Linked DNA regions of Homo sapiens: region 2 is linked to region 1. The links are chromatin loops, found by intact Hi-C in ENCODE. Cell type or tissue: GM12878. All regions are shown on one strand. Links, peaks and the distances in the headings refer to the core of each region. The heading gives the core; the rest is flanking DNA.

Region 1 (7,804 bases), core at 2,395-6,394:
AATACTTGAGTGTGTGTGTGTGTTTGTGTAGCAGCCAAGTTGAAACTTTTATGTTGACATTATTCTTGTTGAAATTTATCTTCACAATTCATAGAAATTGGTGATTGATGAGAAATTTTAATTTTTTTAAGTAAAATTTGGATTTGCTTAGCATCTCAGGACAGAACATTCTTCATGGATAGAATTCTGTTCTACATGGAAGTGGGCAGATAAATGGGGCAAACTGTGGTGGAATGGCAAAGGAGGTAAGGTTACTTTCCATTGCTCCCGTTTACTTTTTTTTTCATTTACTCCTAAGCACCGTCTCTCTCTTTCATTTCAGGTATTCAGTATCCTGTTAATTGTAATCCGATCTCCCCTGGAGAGAAAATGGTAATTACTTTCAGGTTCATGAATACCAATAATACCAATTGATGTATTTACCTCATTATTTTCTTTGATATGACAGCTACACTAATAGATCAGAACAAAATGTGTCCATGTAGTATCTTGAGTTCATCAAGTCACTTTGCAAGTTATCTCCAATATATTGTGGGTTAGCTATAGCAATATAAGCTAGATGCTGTAGATAGATTAATAATCAAATGTCTGCATTCATAGAATGACTACTAATGAACTGCTGTCAACAAGAAGAAAAAAGTTCGATCGGTGTAAGTGGTAGCTGGGTCCCTTTTCTCTTTACTATGTTCTTAAATGAACACATACAGGCAGGGTGTGGTGGCTCACACCTGTACTCCCAGCACTTTGGGATGCTGAGGTGGGCAATTCACTCAAGCTCAGGAATTTGAGACCAGCCTGGGCAACGTGGTGAAACCCCATCTCTACAAAAAAATACAGAAAATTAGCTGAGCATGGTGGCATGTGCCTGTAGTCCCAGCTACTTGGGAGGCTGTGGTCAGAGAATCACCTGAGTCTATGAGGTAAAAGCTGCAATGAGCAGAGATCAAGCCACTGCACTCCAGCCTGGGTGACAGAGTGGGACCATGTTTAAAAAAAAAAAAAAAGAAAATTAACATACGAAAAATACTTTTTTTTTTTTTTGTATGATGTGCAGCCTAGAAGGAAAGTGAGCAGTGGCATCAGGAGCCACTGAAAAAGTTATCAGACTGGGAAATTGTGTTATGCCTAATAATATTACTTTTATTAAGGATGAAAGTAAAATCCGACACTGGTGAACTCAAATCCCATGAGAGTAGGGACAGACATGGCACAAAGCATGGAAAATGGAACGAGATTTTAACTGAAAATACATTTAATATGAATCATCAATCAGATATGATCGCTATAGAGGCTAGTGCAACTTTGGCTAAATTAATAGAAATGTAGTTTAGAGAATGAGGGAGGCATTATCTTTCTCTTTTCTGTGTGTCAGGCAACACTTTGCTGATTGCTTTTAGTCCTAAGTGCCACAGTTTAAGGGAAAAATGCACAAATTGAGGACAGTTAATGGAAGGGTCTGGGGAAGAAGATGCCATGCTATAGAACTTTAGGAAGCACTGGAGCTATTTAATATGATGAAATGAATGTGCCTGTGTGTATCTGTGTGGTTAGAAGCATGAAATGGGTCAAAGATGGTTACCTGCATTCTATTTAGATCTAACAAATAGAATTAGGAGAATTAGAATTAAAGAGTGCATAGGGCTGGGTGCAGTGGCTCACACCTGTAATCCCAGCACTTTGGGACACAGAAGCAGGAGGATCGCTGAAGGTGAGATCAGCCTGCATAACACAGTGAGGCCCCCATCTCTAAAGAAAAAAAATGAGCCAGACATGGTGGCACATGCCTGTAGTCCCAGTGACTCAGGAGGCTGAAGTGGCAGGATTGTTTGTGCTCAGGAGGTTGAGGCTGTAGTGAGCTGTGATTACGCCACTGCACTCCAGCCTGGGGAACAACAGAGTGAGACCCTGTATCAAAAACAACAACAATGACAAAAAAGCAGAATCAAAGAACGTACTCTAAATGGGGACATTCTTTTGTCTAATAAATCTTAAGGCCAGGCATGTTGGCTCACTCCTGTAATCTCAGCACTTTGGGAGGCCGAGGTGGGTGGATCATCTGAGGTCAGGAGTTCCAGACCAGCCTGACCAATATGGTGAAACCCCATCTCTACTAAAAATATGACAATTAGTTGCACCTGTAGTCCCAGCTACTCGGGAGGCTGAGACAGGAGAATTGCCTGAACCTGGGAAGTGGAGGTTGCAGTGAGCCGAGATGGCGCCACTGCACTCCAGCCTGGGTGACAGAATGAGACTCCATCTCAAAAAAAACAAAACAAAACGAACAAACAAAAAAACTGCCACAAATCTTCAAGAAATTTCCTAGCTGATTTAGGGTAGAACACAGTTCCTTATGCTGGAGATGTGAGCACACATGTCCAAATGATTCCTGTTTACATTTCCAGCTAGAGTTGATGTTCTTTTAGTAAACTTTCAAAATCTCTTTTTAAAATTTTTTGAAAGTTTACTTTCAAGATCTCTTTTTAAAATTTTTTGAAAGTTTACTTTCAAAATCTCTTTTTTAAATTTTTTGAAAATTTACTTTCAAAATCTCTTTTTTAAATTTTTTGAAAGTTTACTTTCAAAATCTCTTTTTTAAATTTTTTGAAAGTTTACTAAAAGAACATCAACTCTAGCTGGAAATGTAAACAGGAATCATTTGGAGATGTGTGCTCACATCTCCAGCATAAGGAACTGTGTTCTACCCTAAATCAGCTAGGAAATTTCTTAAAGATTTGTGAGGGTTTTTTTTTTTTCAAAATCTCTGTTTAAGTGAAGTTACTTTTTTAGTAAATGCTTTTAGTAAACTTTCATAACCTCTTTTCTTAGATGTTTCTTTGCACTTCTGTAAGAAAGTTCATGGCAAGAGCTTGTTTAAGAATGTTTCGGGCCGGGGCACGGTGGCTCACGCCTGTAATCCCAGCACTTTGGGAGGCTGAGGCGGGCGGATCATGAGGTCAGGAGGTCGACACCATCCTGGCTTACATGGTGAAACCCCATTTCTACTAAAAATACAAAAAATTAGCTGGGCGTGGTGGCGGGCGCCTGTAGTCCCAGCTACTCGGGAGGCTGAGGCAGGAGAATGGCGTGAACCCAGGAGGCGGAGCTTGCAGTGAGCCGAGATTGCCTCACTGCACTCCACGTGGACTCCAGCCTGGGCAACAGTGCGACCCTCCATCTCGAAAAAAAAAAAGAATGTTTCTTCTATTACTGGAAGTGCTGACTACATGTCTTATGTTAAAGTTGCTTAAATGATCATATGATTTTTATTGGTAGTATTTAATTACGAGTTCCATTTGTCTTTTCTTTAATAGCCTCATTTAACCTCTGTCACTACAGTTGTTATTGCTATCATATGACTTGTAAGATAATTCCAAATATGTGGATAGAAAGTAAAAGTTTTAATGAGTCACTAAAAGATCCATTTGATGGTTCTTTCATGTTTTTGTCTTGACTTGCAACTCCAGAAGCTGCTCACCTTCATGATTTTGTCTGAAATCTGGATGATCTTTTGCCTGGATAATGGTCAACACTCAATTTGGCTTTGAAGAGTCAGGCCCACAATCTCAATTGTGATATAGAGGAGAGCCCACATTTCTACTCAGATTTTTGCTACAAAAATAGAATTCGTATCTAAAATAATAAAGAATTAATTGATATCTCATATAAGTTGAATCATGCAATATCTGTCCTTCTGTGACTGGCTTATTTTACTTAGCATAACTCCCTCTAGGTTCATCTATTTCACCTATATGATGTATCTAAGATACTTAAACGCATAGAAGCTGAAAATAGGATGATGGTTGCTAGAGGTTGTCAGGAGGGGAAGAATGGGGAATTGTTGCTTAACAGGTATAAAATTTCAATTATGAAAGATGAATAAGTTCTAGAAATCTTCTGTACAACACAGTGACTATAGGTAACAATATGGTATTAGACACAGTAATTTGTTAAGAGGATAAATCTCAAGTTGACTGTTCTTATCACAAAAAAAACAACATAAAAGACAATGACAAAAACAAAACATAAAAGAATACAAGGGCATTTTGGGAGGTGATAGATATGTTTAATAACTTGATTTCAGTGATGGTATCTCTGGCTGCATGAATTGGTCCAAACTGATCAAACTTGCAGTATGGTTTTTCTGTATATTAATTATACCTCAATAAAGCTGTTAAAAATTAATTCATGCTGATATAAACTTTAAAAAATTTGAGATGCAATTAAAATACAAGATTTAAAGAAATGTGAACACTGGTTGAAAATTGGTGAGAAAACATCTAATTCTGCCAGTCATCTCTGTTTCTCATTTATGTCATGCTACTTCTATCTAGATCAGAGCAAACTCATTCTGAAACTGTCTTGATTTTAGCTTCTGTCTTTCCAGGACCCATCGCCAGGAGCTGCTTTCCACTTATAGACACAAGTGGCTCACTCACTCTTCTAGGTGTTAGCTAGCAGGGGCAGAGCTTTCTCAGGTATTTTAGCATTCGTTGTGTTGGAAGGTCTCTGCTATGTTCCTGAAAATTCATTTTATCCCCTTTTTCCTTTGCTACATAGAAAGAGGAAGAAACCGTTATGTAGATTGTTCTGTGTGAATCCTCTTATGATTTTTATCACCATAAAACCTTTATGATTTTATCACCAGCTTCCCTGCAGTTTCATTTCACTTTTTTTTTTTACCTTATTAGTGTGTTATTGTTAATTTAAAAATAAAGAGATGACTCACTCATTAAACACTGCTCTGCTGGTTTAATGTTCCCCTAGCAATGGTCCTAAAAGGTTTCCAGATCATTTACAAACCTACATCTGATTCAATCTGATTTTAGTTACAGTCTGAGCTTATTATTACATACATTTTAAAGCATATTTAAACATAGCATCATTTGTAGTTTAAAAACAGAGATGTAAAATAACTTTGAAAAGAGGAAACTGAAGCTTTGTAATCATGTAGATACACTACCTGAATGGCTTACTGATAATTTCACTTTTTAAGTACATTTTACTAAAATTAGTCCGGATGTTTTTGTTTGGTTTGTAAGGTGTATAACTAAGTGTCAGTTCCTTAAGGGAGTTCAGTCCTCATGGAGTTTATAATCAAGTAAGAGAGTCAGGTGAAATGATGAAATGAAAACACTCATCAAATATAAATGACGTTCTTTAAATGCACCTCTGTTAGACTGACTCACTGAAATCAAACCTTGCCATTCCCTAGGGAACATTTTCTAATTTATGGCCAGGACATGCTGAATGCTCACAGCTAGTAGATTATTTTTTACTAAGTCTGCAGTGAGGCACCTGCTTGCCAAGAATTAGTTGTTGGTTCCCAAACCTATTTATGACAGTTGTATTTATTTTGGTAATAATATATTACAAGCAAATATTATAGAAACTAACGACATTGTGAATAAAAGAGTGTCTTATTTCTATGAAGACTAAGTTGAAGTCTTTGGAAAGGTTATAATAAAGGTAATAAAAATAATCAAATTATGTGTGGGCAAGATGACTACAAAAGATTAGAGAAAATCTTAAATTTTCAAAAGGTTATATACTCTGATTATTGTAAGAATCTTTAGATTTCCATTGTATTTAAATAAAATACTAAAGCCTAAGGATTACTGCAAATAAGATGTCTTAAGACTTCAACCAGCAGATTCATTCTTTAATTAAAAAAAGCCTTTGTTATATATAAGTACATTGGCAAATGTATACATTTTTAGATAAAATAAAAAAATTAAAACCTATATGTTTTTGACTTATCCTTTTAACAAACTTTTAAAATTAACTTACTATTAGCTTTGCCCATGTATGCTAAGAGGACTTTTACAATGACAAGTAAGAAGAATACATTGATGATACCTGTTTTGGTCCAGACATTTCCAGAGCCATGGAATAGCATGAAAAAAAAAAAATCTTCGAAATATAATTTATTCCTTCGAATTGGAGTCAAACTTAGAAGCATCCATCAATGGATGAAAGGATAAAGAAAATATGGCATATATAGACAATGTAATACTATTCAGTCTTAAAAAAGAAGAAAATTCTGGCGTTTGTGACAACATGGATGAACATGAAGGACATTAGGTTAAGTGAAATAAGCCAGGCATAGAAAGACAAATACTGGCTGGGCGTGGTGGCTCACACCTGTAATCCCAGCACTTTGGGAGGCCAAGGCGGGCAGATCACGAGATCAGGAGTTCGAGACCAGCCTGGCCAACATAGTGAAACCCCGTCTCTACTAAAAACTGGGCATGGTGGTGGGTGCCTGTAATCCCAGCTATTCAGGAGGCTCAGGCAGGAGAATCACTTGAAACTGGAAGGTGGCGCTTGCAGTGAGCTGAGATCGTGCCACTGCACTCTAGCCCAGGCAACAAGAGCAAAACTCTGTCAAAAAAAAAAAAAAGAAAAAGAAAGAAAGAAAGAAAGGAAGAAAGAAAGAAAGAAAGAAAGAAGAAAGAAATATAAATACTGCATGATCTCACTTATATGTGGAATCAAAAAAAGTTGAATTCATGGAAGTAGAGTACAATGGTGCTTACCAGAGGCTGGAGGGAGGTAGGTGGAATGGGGAGATGTTCAAAGGGTACAAAGTTTCAGTTAGACAGGAGGGATATGTTTTAGAGATTTATTGCACAGCATGGTGACTGTAATTAATAATGCATTGTGTATTTCAAAATTGTTTTAAAATGTAGATTTTAAATGTTCTTACTGCGAAAAACAGTATGTGAGGTGATAGATATGTTAATTAACTTGATTTAATTATTCTTATGTAAACCTATATCAAAACATCACATTGTACCTCATAAAATATATAAAATATTACTCATCAATTAAAAAATAGGTTCAAAGAGTTACTGTGAAGGCTTTGGTTGATAGTTTTCAAAGTCTTTTCATAATAATGATCTCATGTGGAATACAGAAGGACTCCTTCAACAGTTCACAGGAAAACAGCTGTGTGTTTCACAGGGAGGTAGGTCCTTTTAAGTTTGAAATGGAGTTACGTTGGTGGTGGGTGATTTGTTCTGAACGTAAATCTGGGATTGTTCCTAGATTATTAACTCCTCAATGACAGATGTTATTGTGTTTCTCTTGGCAAGTGGCAAAAGTGTTAAACGAGATTCATGAGAATTCCACGTTTAAGCATTATTAGCTTGACTCACTCAATGTCACCACTGTCAGCTGGATACAATGGGTAACACCTTCTTATATGGCAGTCTTGTTTTGAGATTGAGACAATGCAATAGAGATTAACATGAAAGACAGAAAGTCCTATGTACAATGATGTGTTTTATCTGCTGGGACTGGGGTCCGGTAGACATTTGACAACTTTTGTCCACACACAGATTTCAGAGAGGATGTTTCTTTGTTGTGTCCTGTCAACATATATGAGACAAACTGCAGATTCGTCTTAAGGGAGCTGAACATTAATTCATTGATAGCCCACTTTTTTCTTCCAACCTAGTGAGGCACAGTATTATTGTAGGGCATAATAAATTCCTCTTCAAAGGTTTTAGCCTGTAAATTGTTAAGTACAATGAGTTCTGAGATCCTCTCCAAAGAACCAATGTATCAGTATGTTCACCTCCCCTGTTCTTTGTTCTTCATTTGAAAGTTTAACTTCCTCATTCTCTTTGTCTCCTTGCCCCTAGTTTCAGCAAACAACCCCCTCCTAGCCTCTATCACCTGCTCCATTCTGAGTCACCCCTGGTCATCTGCTCTGACCTGAGTCATCCTGAGTCACCTGTTCTGTAACCGTCCTTTCCACTAAACTACTCACCCCACCACTCCAGCTTGTACCTCTGCTCTC
Region 2 (7,804 bases), core at 1,261-5,260, 520 kb after region 1:
ACGTCTAGCTTCAAAGAAAACTAATGATTATATGTTCTTTTATCTAAGTAGTAATTTGACTCCTTAAATATCTAAAAACTCCCTCTTTCTCTTCATCTTACTCTTTCTTTCCCTTCCCTTGAAATGCAAGGATTTGTGGTAATGTCACGCTAGGGCAGAGAATATGGTCAAGATAGAGAGGAAGCCTACATCAGACCAGAAAAAGTGGTTAGGGGCTGAGGAGGGAGAGAGGACATGCAGGGCTGAAGTGATCAGAATTGAGAGGGCAGCTGAGGCTTACGAGGCCAGCAGGCCTAATGGGGCCAAAGTGGAGGGATTTGGGTTGAGGAGATAGGAGGTGTTTGGAGCCAGTGGGCATGGTGTTGAGGAGGTTGTCAGGACTGTGGAGGTAGCTTGTGTGATCAGGAGTTTGATTACATAAGGGAGTATGAGCACTTAAGTACATATAGTGAGAGTAATGGGATGAAAGTTTCTCATCACCAGGGAATGAGGTAAAAATATGAGATGGAAAACAGCTAGAATGAACCCTCTTGAGTTCAGTTGGAATTAGACGTATTTGTATAAATACATGGTTTGGGATATCTATACAGATATATTAATGGATCAATAGATACAGGTAGAGGCACATATATACACAAAGAGATATATGGCAAATGAATAAAAAATAAATTAAGAAAAAGCTTTTCATTGCAGTAGGATGCCAACTCATAAATTTAGAATGAATGAGGAAATTAGAAAATCACCATTTAGTAGCCATCATAGGAATAATCAGCTCATGAGAATCATCAAGGGATGCCAATACTAGTGGGCAGAATTATCTCCCCCAAGTTACGTATTAATTACAAAGGAGGTTGCAATAAATTTATAATGGAGAAACCTGTGAGAAACTACCTTTACTACATGATTAAAGCTAATAACAGCCATGAGGAAAATAGAAATTATGTGCCCCTTGATGCCATCCAATGAGAAAACCAAAGCATTGTGTCTGTGATATCATAGCCAAAAATATACAACCTGAATCCAATGATAAGAAAACATCAGAAAAACCGAATTTGAGTGCATTCTGTGAAAGAGCTAATCTGTGTTTTTATAAGTCAGTATTAAATAAAGGAAAAATAGGAACTATTTCATATTAAAGGGTATTAAACAGGAACAGCACCATATGTAGTAAGTGAATCTAAATCAGATCCTGGACCAGAAGGAAAAAATACGTTTTAAAGGCATTGCTGACTTGTTTAAGAGTAATGGGATATCATCCCCCATATAGACAAAATTTAAAAATCATTAAGAGCCATATATATACACATATGTACACACAGGTACTTATACCTACATGCATATATAAGTGGAGGGAGGAGGAAAGTGGGAGATAAAGAGAGAATGTGGTAAAATACTAGCACTGGGGAAATTTGAATTAATGCCGTTGGGAGGGAGCTGGAACTCCTCTTTGGGGCCTGTGGAACCCCGTATCCCCAGATTTTTTTTAAAAAAATTGAGTTCCTTCAAGGGAAATTCCAGGCACCTCGCTAGCCTTAAAAAGTCAATGAGCAACTTGCTAAGCAAGAAGGTGATAATAACTTAAAACCGTAGCCAGGGAAGTTAGCCACAAGAATGTTTAGTTCCCCTGAAGAAACTAAAGATTACATCTTGACATTATATGGAAGTTCTGTGCTCCATTCTTGAAAAGTTTTTGTAAGTCATGTCAAAATGAATGATTGGAAGAAAGAAGACATTTACTTGTTGAGAAGTGAGAGGCAAGTAGCAATCTCTGTAACCCTTACATCTCAATGATAGATGCCTATCAGTTCCTGGGCTTCCTTAATGTGTTCATTTTTTTCTGTTTTTCTTTCCTAGCTACAATGTCATATTGTGTCTTAGTATGACTTTAAATAACTTTTAGAGAATTAAGGAAAAATGATGACAGCAGAAAGATTTAAATCCCTCTGGACTATCACACAAAACCAGGCCAAAGAACAAATGGGAAAACCAAAAACTCAAGCAACCACCATATATTGCATCATCTGTAACAATTATGAAATAAACCACCTCTTACCTTTCAGAGTGCTAATGGGGGTCCTTTGCTGAAGGCAATGGAAACTCTGATTTCAACAGGAAGACTTCATGAGTATAGGGAAGCTTAGGGAATAGCCTGCAGAGACAGAGAACCAGCAAGGAGACATATGAAAGAACATGATCCACCATCTTAAGAATCCATTCTGCTGAAAAATCATTGCTGCTTAGTCTCAGTGGTGCTAGAAAACAGATACTAAGAACTCAATCACAGTGGTCTTAGAAAAACCAAATACTTCTATCATTATGCTTCTAGAAGCTTCTGATTTCCATCTCCCAGTCACTGCCTCAGATTGCTCGTGTATTTATCTAAGCCTTACTTTGGTGTTCCCATTTTGTAAAACGTAATCTCACATAGTGCACCACCTGCAAGGGAGCAAAGAAAGTGTATATTTGCTTTCTCAATTCAATAGTACAGGAAAGAAAGCTAGAAATGGTTTGAATGAGTGTGAAGCAAGGGTATCTATAATATCTGTCATAATTTGATCTAAATAAAAAATGGAGTCTGAGCATGGTGCCTCATGTCTGAAACCTCAACACTTTTGGAGGCTGAGGAGGGGGGATTGCTTGAGTTCAAGACCAGCTTAGGAATCATAGGGAGACCTCGTATCTACTAAAATAAAGTAACATAAAATAAAAAAATAAATCTAAAGGGATCAAAGACTTCCTTTTTGAAACTGACATTATCGTAGTCTCTCTTCTGTTTGGATAATACAAATATAAATGAACATGAAGTCGTATAGTTTTATTGAGGAAAGGAAACACAAAGATTACCAATCCAAACTGTATAATTTTTTAACAACATACAGAAACAGAAACCCAAACAAGATCAATAATATTTCAGTGCTACCCACTTACACGTGGCAAGCTAGCTAGAATAAGCCTTACTAAGAATCTTACTAAGATTTCCTATCTGAATGCCACAAAAGACTGAATCTAAACTTGTAAGATGATATTTTTACCTTCATGTCAAAAATGGAGGAATCTTTTTCTTTTTCTCTGAGTTTTCACACTTAACATTGTGTATTTAAATAATTAAGTAGCATGAAAAATTCTGTTTCTATCAATCACTGTGAAAGTTGTCATGGTACAGTGAATTTTAGAAATATGTGAATAGTCTTCCTTGAGATTGCTCCCGGCACGGGTACGCCCCCTGCCGACTGGGAGAGTGCACCACTTCCACAGGCAACATTTTATTTTCTGCTGCTTCTCCCTAGGCTTATCATGAATAGCTCTTGGAGTCTGAGACTTTCAAAGTCAGCCCTGTAAGATCTACGCTAGTGCCAGGAAGTAGTGTTCTAGGAGCCAGTGCCATCACAGAAGACAAGATATGATCACTTTGCTTAATTTATCTCTTATTGTCTGTGGCAATTAATGATTTCTCAAAATATATTTTTCTTTCTTTTTGTTTTGTTAGTATTTTGGCAGAGATAAGAAAATATACGTCCTTTCAAACTGCCAATTATATTTTATCTTTCCACTTGGTTGTCTGATCCTGTAGCAACGAGGTCATAACCCATTTTAAAATTAAACGTTGGATCTTGACCTGAATTTTACTACTAGAAGAAACTTTAAATTTATCACTTTTTGTTCCATGGCTTTTTGTTGATTTCTTTTTTGAGTGAGTTGCCACAAAGCAGGTGTAACAGCAAGTGGTCAGTCCACTCAGCATATAGGTTTAGTCATAGTCAAAGAAGATGAGAAGCATTGTATTAGATTTTGACATTAAATATTCCCAGAAGGACAGTTCACATTTTCCTGTCTGAAGAGGTATTACTTATGAGTGCTTCAATTTTTATTGTAATCCTTGATGCAGCTCAAATCAACAGAAGGATAGCTTTAGGAATGAAAGATGGAGTTTGCACTAGCATTGTCTGATATTCACTCAACCTCAGATTGACAGTAATAGATTGTTACTAGGGTGTGCAGAGTTCACTGCAAAGAATTATATGTCTTTTCTGTCCTTGGCTGTGAAGTTAGGCTACGTCCACAGAATTTAACTTTTTATTAGTTTTCAGAACATCACTTTAAAACTATGTTAAACTATAATACAAGATCTGGAATATTATCCTTGCCTTTTATTAAATTTTCCAGTTTACAAGGTAAATAAGAAATCATTGAAATTAAATTCAAATAGTTAAAGGTTTTCTAATTTTGGTAAAGAAAAAAATTGTAACAGCTCACTGCATTGTGCTACAAAGAGTAGAACAAGGGCAAACTGAATACAGTTCCCTAATCGCAATTCTGTACATTTAACAATCAAATGTATTAATTTGCTTTAGTATACTTATTCTTTATGCACAGCTGCAAGCATATATTTTTATGGATTCAATAAATGAAAAAGAATACAAGCAGTATTGTAATGAAAAATATTTATTTATATAGTGTTATTTAAATGATAAAACATCAAGTTATTGCATTTAAAGTATTGAAATTCTAGTCCTTGGCAGGTTGTTTAGCTATATATTATTTAGATTTTTATTTGTTTATTTGTAATATAAAAGTGGTTAACCTAGATTGATATTTATTGTGTTTTTGTTTTTGAAATTATAAATATTGTCATTTTACATATGTGAATTACAGTAAAATATATTAAATTATGAATATAATCAATTTCATCCACTGCCTTGAACTCCCTAGAGAATAAACTGAACAATATTATAAAGCGTTTTTGCATAAATTCTAAAGAGTTCCAAATTATAAATCACTTTTATTCCCAAAAGTATCATTTTAATGCAATTTATTAAATAATAACAGAATCTAAGTTGAGTAATAATGTCCCCTACTCATTTATGTCACATTTTAATTTTAAAAAGCTGGCAAACTATATTATCATTAGTGTACAAGTCTCTAGGTCATGGACTATGGCAAATTCATAAATATGTTTGTAATTCTGTTTTAGCTTTTTAAAGATTGATTAGAATGCCACACAACAACATCTAAGTGTCGTTAATATTTTCAAAAAGTATATATTAAAGAATTATTTACCAAGCCTCCTGTATGTGTATATATGTATGTACATATACACTTACATACGTATATATGTGTGTAATAAAAATATAGTGATATTTATTAATATTTGAGAATGTTGACTTCCAAACCACTAAATAAAACTAGCAAAGTATAATTTTTCTCAGTATTATTGAGTATCACCAAATGGCATTTTGGGAATTTTTATGGGTTTCTAAAAATATCTCATTCTATGTTACCTGTAAAATTTTACTTTTGAGTTCACTATAGTTTGAGTGTTATTAGAAAGTAGAGGAAGTGTCCTCACCGTGCACTTTACATTGAAATGGATTGGGGAAAATATGAAACCTGAAAAAAAAATGGACTTCCATGTGATAAAAAGAAACTCTTGATTTGCATCACATATCAACAGCACCTATTGTTTGGAAAGCAAAAGTGCACATTCCAAAATGTCAAGAAGCAGAACAAGTCAAGGATGGAAAACATAGGAAAAAGGCAGAGGGTTACTAGCTTCAGAGAACTAGGTTAAATGTGATGGAAGAGCAAATGCTAGTAACACTGTCGAAAAGAGCAAAGCACAGAAGTTTTAGATGATAGTGTCAAAAATGTGACCTTAGCAATTTCAAAAAGAGATAATATAAAAGGGTATTCCTAGAAATGCCTCAAGTGGCCTCAGCCTGCAAGGCAGGAGAAGGACCATCACTACCGCCTACACAATGAAGTTCCACGAGACAAAGAAATTAAAAGAGAAATGGCAGGACTGGACAGTGCACAGAAATCCTAAAGGAAACAGAAGTAACTTATGGAAGCAATATTTACGACTCACCACTAAACCCGTAGCGTCTCTTCCAAAAACAATGCCAGACGCGGTGGCTCATGCCTGCAATCCTAGCACTTTGGGAAGCCGAAGTGGGCGGATTCTGTGAGCTCAGGAGTTTGAGACCAGCCTGGGCAACACGGTGAAACGCCGTCTCTACTAAAATACAAAAAATTAGCCAGATGTGGCGACGTGCGCCTGTGGTCCCAGCTACTCGGGAGGCTGAGGCAGTAGAATCGCTTAAACCCGGGAGACAGAGGTTGCAGTGAGCCGAGATCGTGCCATTGCACTCCACCGTGGGCGACAGAGCGACACTCCGTCTCCAAAAAAAAATTAAAAATAAAAATAAATAAATAAAAATATTCTTTACCATAAGACCAGACAGTAAATCACTGGTGATGTTACAATAGAGGCCATTATTGTGGAGTGCAAAAGTAAATAACGAGAACAGTTTCTATTCATCTTTAGCTGGAGTTGCTCACCTTCCTGAGAAGGCTGATTTTTTTCAGGTCAGACAAATTGAGGAAACAGTTCTACAACTTAAAGAAAAAAGTGTTATAGTTTTTTTTTTTACATCAAAAAATTGTCTCTGTTATATTCAGAATTTTGGAAGTGTTGGAAATTTTAGAGGTCCCTCTAGTAGAGCTTTTCTCAAGAGACACACCACCCTGGGGATCACACTTTTATAATTTTCCCCTCTAATTATGGTGGTGTTTCTCCTATATCCCCCACTACTTGCAAATGTCTCTTTGTATTAACGGTGACTTAGTTCACCTGCTGTCTCTCCCTTAGCTAGGGGTCCGTGGAAGATTAGACAGGAAAAAAAAATTAATTATTCAAGATTTTCTTAAATAATTTGTGTAAGAAAACATAAGAATAAAGATCTATCACTTCAATTAAACAATTTCTTCCCTAATATTCCTGAGAAATATTTATAAAATTTTTCTTGGAAATACTAGCAAGGAGGTATTTGCTGTTTTCTCAAAGCAGTGGCTACCATCTTGGGGCAGTTCTAATGGCTAGAAATTGCCTTCTTTTAACTTCTTCTGGTCTTCAATCTTTTGTTAATGATCTTCTGGAGACATTAAAAGGCATTGAATATACTGGTGTGAACAAATCAAACATAGTTCTTGCCTTCATAGAGCTTACAATTTAGAGGAAGAGGAAGGCATTAAACAAAACACTCAGAAAAATAACTAACCCAGATGTCAACTGGGGCTTCACGTTCCTTGAGAAGGACTGGGCTCGAATCTTATTCCACTCTCCAAGGGTGATGTCCAGAATCTCCCCCTAGATTGCGGCACATTGCGGATGCCTTTGTGGCATTTTGTCCCTAGAATTGAGCTCCTACTTTCTCTCCTACTGCTCTGCAGTAAATGATGCAGATGGGACAGATAACGCTTTTCCTTAATTCTCACTTACAGAAAAATAAAACTCACAAAGCACCTCTCTATTTGAGAAAGATTCTAAAGAAGAATTTTAAGAAAGGCAAAGGGTAATTTTGCAGTGCACCTTGGAAAATTTCTTCAAATGAAGCATTATTTACAGAATTGTCTTACGACTTTTTAACTTGACTGAAATTTCAGAGAGAACGGGGCAGAGCTGGACGGTACCAAAGCGTCTCTTGCTCAGCAGCCTCTGTTATGTATGTGTGTGCATAATGTCTGCACGAGGGGGTGTGTGGAGGTGTTTGTTAGTTATCACTAAAATGTAATTGAAAATAATGTACACACAAAAGAAGATGTATTTTATGTATACATTTGAATTATAATAATAAAATGTCAAAATTACATTTTAAAATGATAGTGGTACAGGTTTCTCCTGGTATTTTTCTCAATATTGTCTTTATACATTTTGTGGTAGGCTACTAGCAGCATTCAAGTTTAGAGTTTTTGTTTTTGCTTTTGTGTTCTGAAACTTTTATAAACAGCATGGCCAATCTATGAG

The links. A loop is a pair of places that touch in the nucleus more often than their neighbours do. Peaks named below come from ENCODE experiments on the same cell type or tissue, not always from the same donor. Only the 100,000 strongest peaks of a DNase experiment are listed, where the experiment ranks them.
Region 2: a loop joins it to region 1, with 2.1 times the contacts of the local background. A loop is called at or near these places in 1 of 110 quality-filtered maps.

What each region holds. Positions count from the first base shown.
Region 1 is chr4:170,331,980-170,339,783 of GRCh38, forward strand. No RefSeq gene overlaps it. Among named protein-coding and RNA genes, the nearest start is that of LINC02512, 6.9 kb to the right of the region's middle. RefSeq lists enhancers at 4,637-4,776, 6,787-7,804. In GM12878, for the core only: no CTCF peak of the experiment used is centred there; a DNase peak (open chromatin) is centred at 4,382; H3K27ac peaks cover 1,266 bases.
Region 2 is chr4:170,850,390-170,858,193 of GRCh38, forward strand. No RefSeq gene overlaps it. Among named protein-coding and RNA genes, the nearest start is that of LINC02382, 110 kb to the left of the region's middle. In GM12878, for the core only: a CTCF peak has its summit at 3,218; a DNase peak (open chromatin) is centred at 3,132.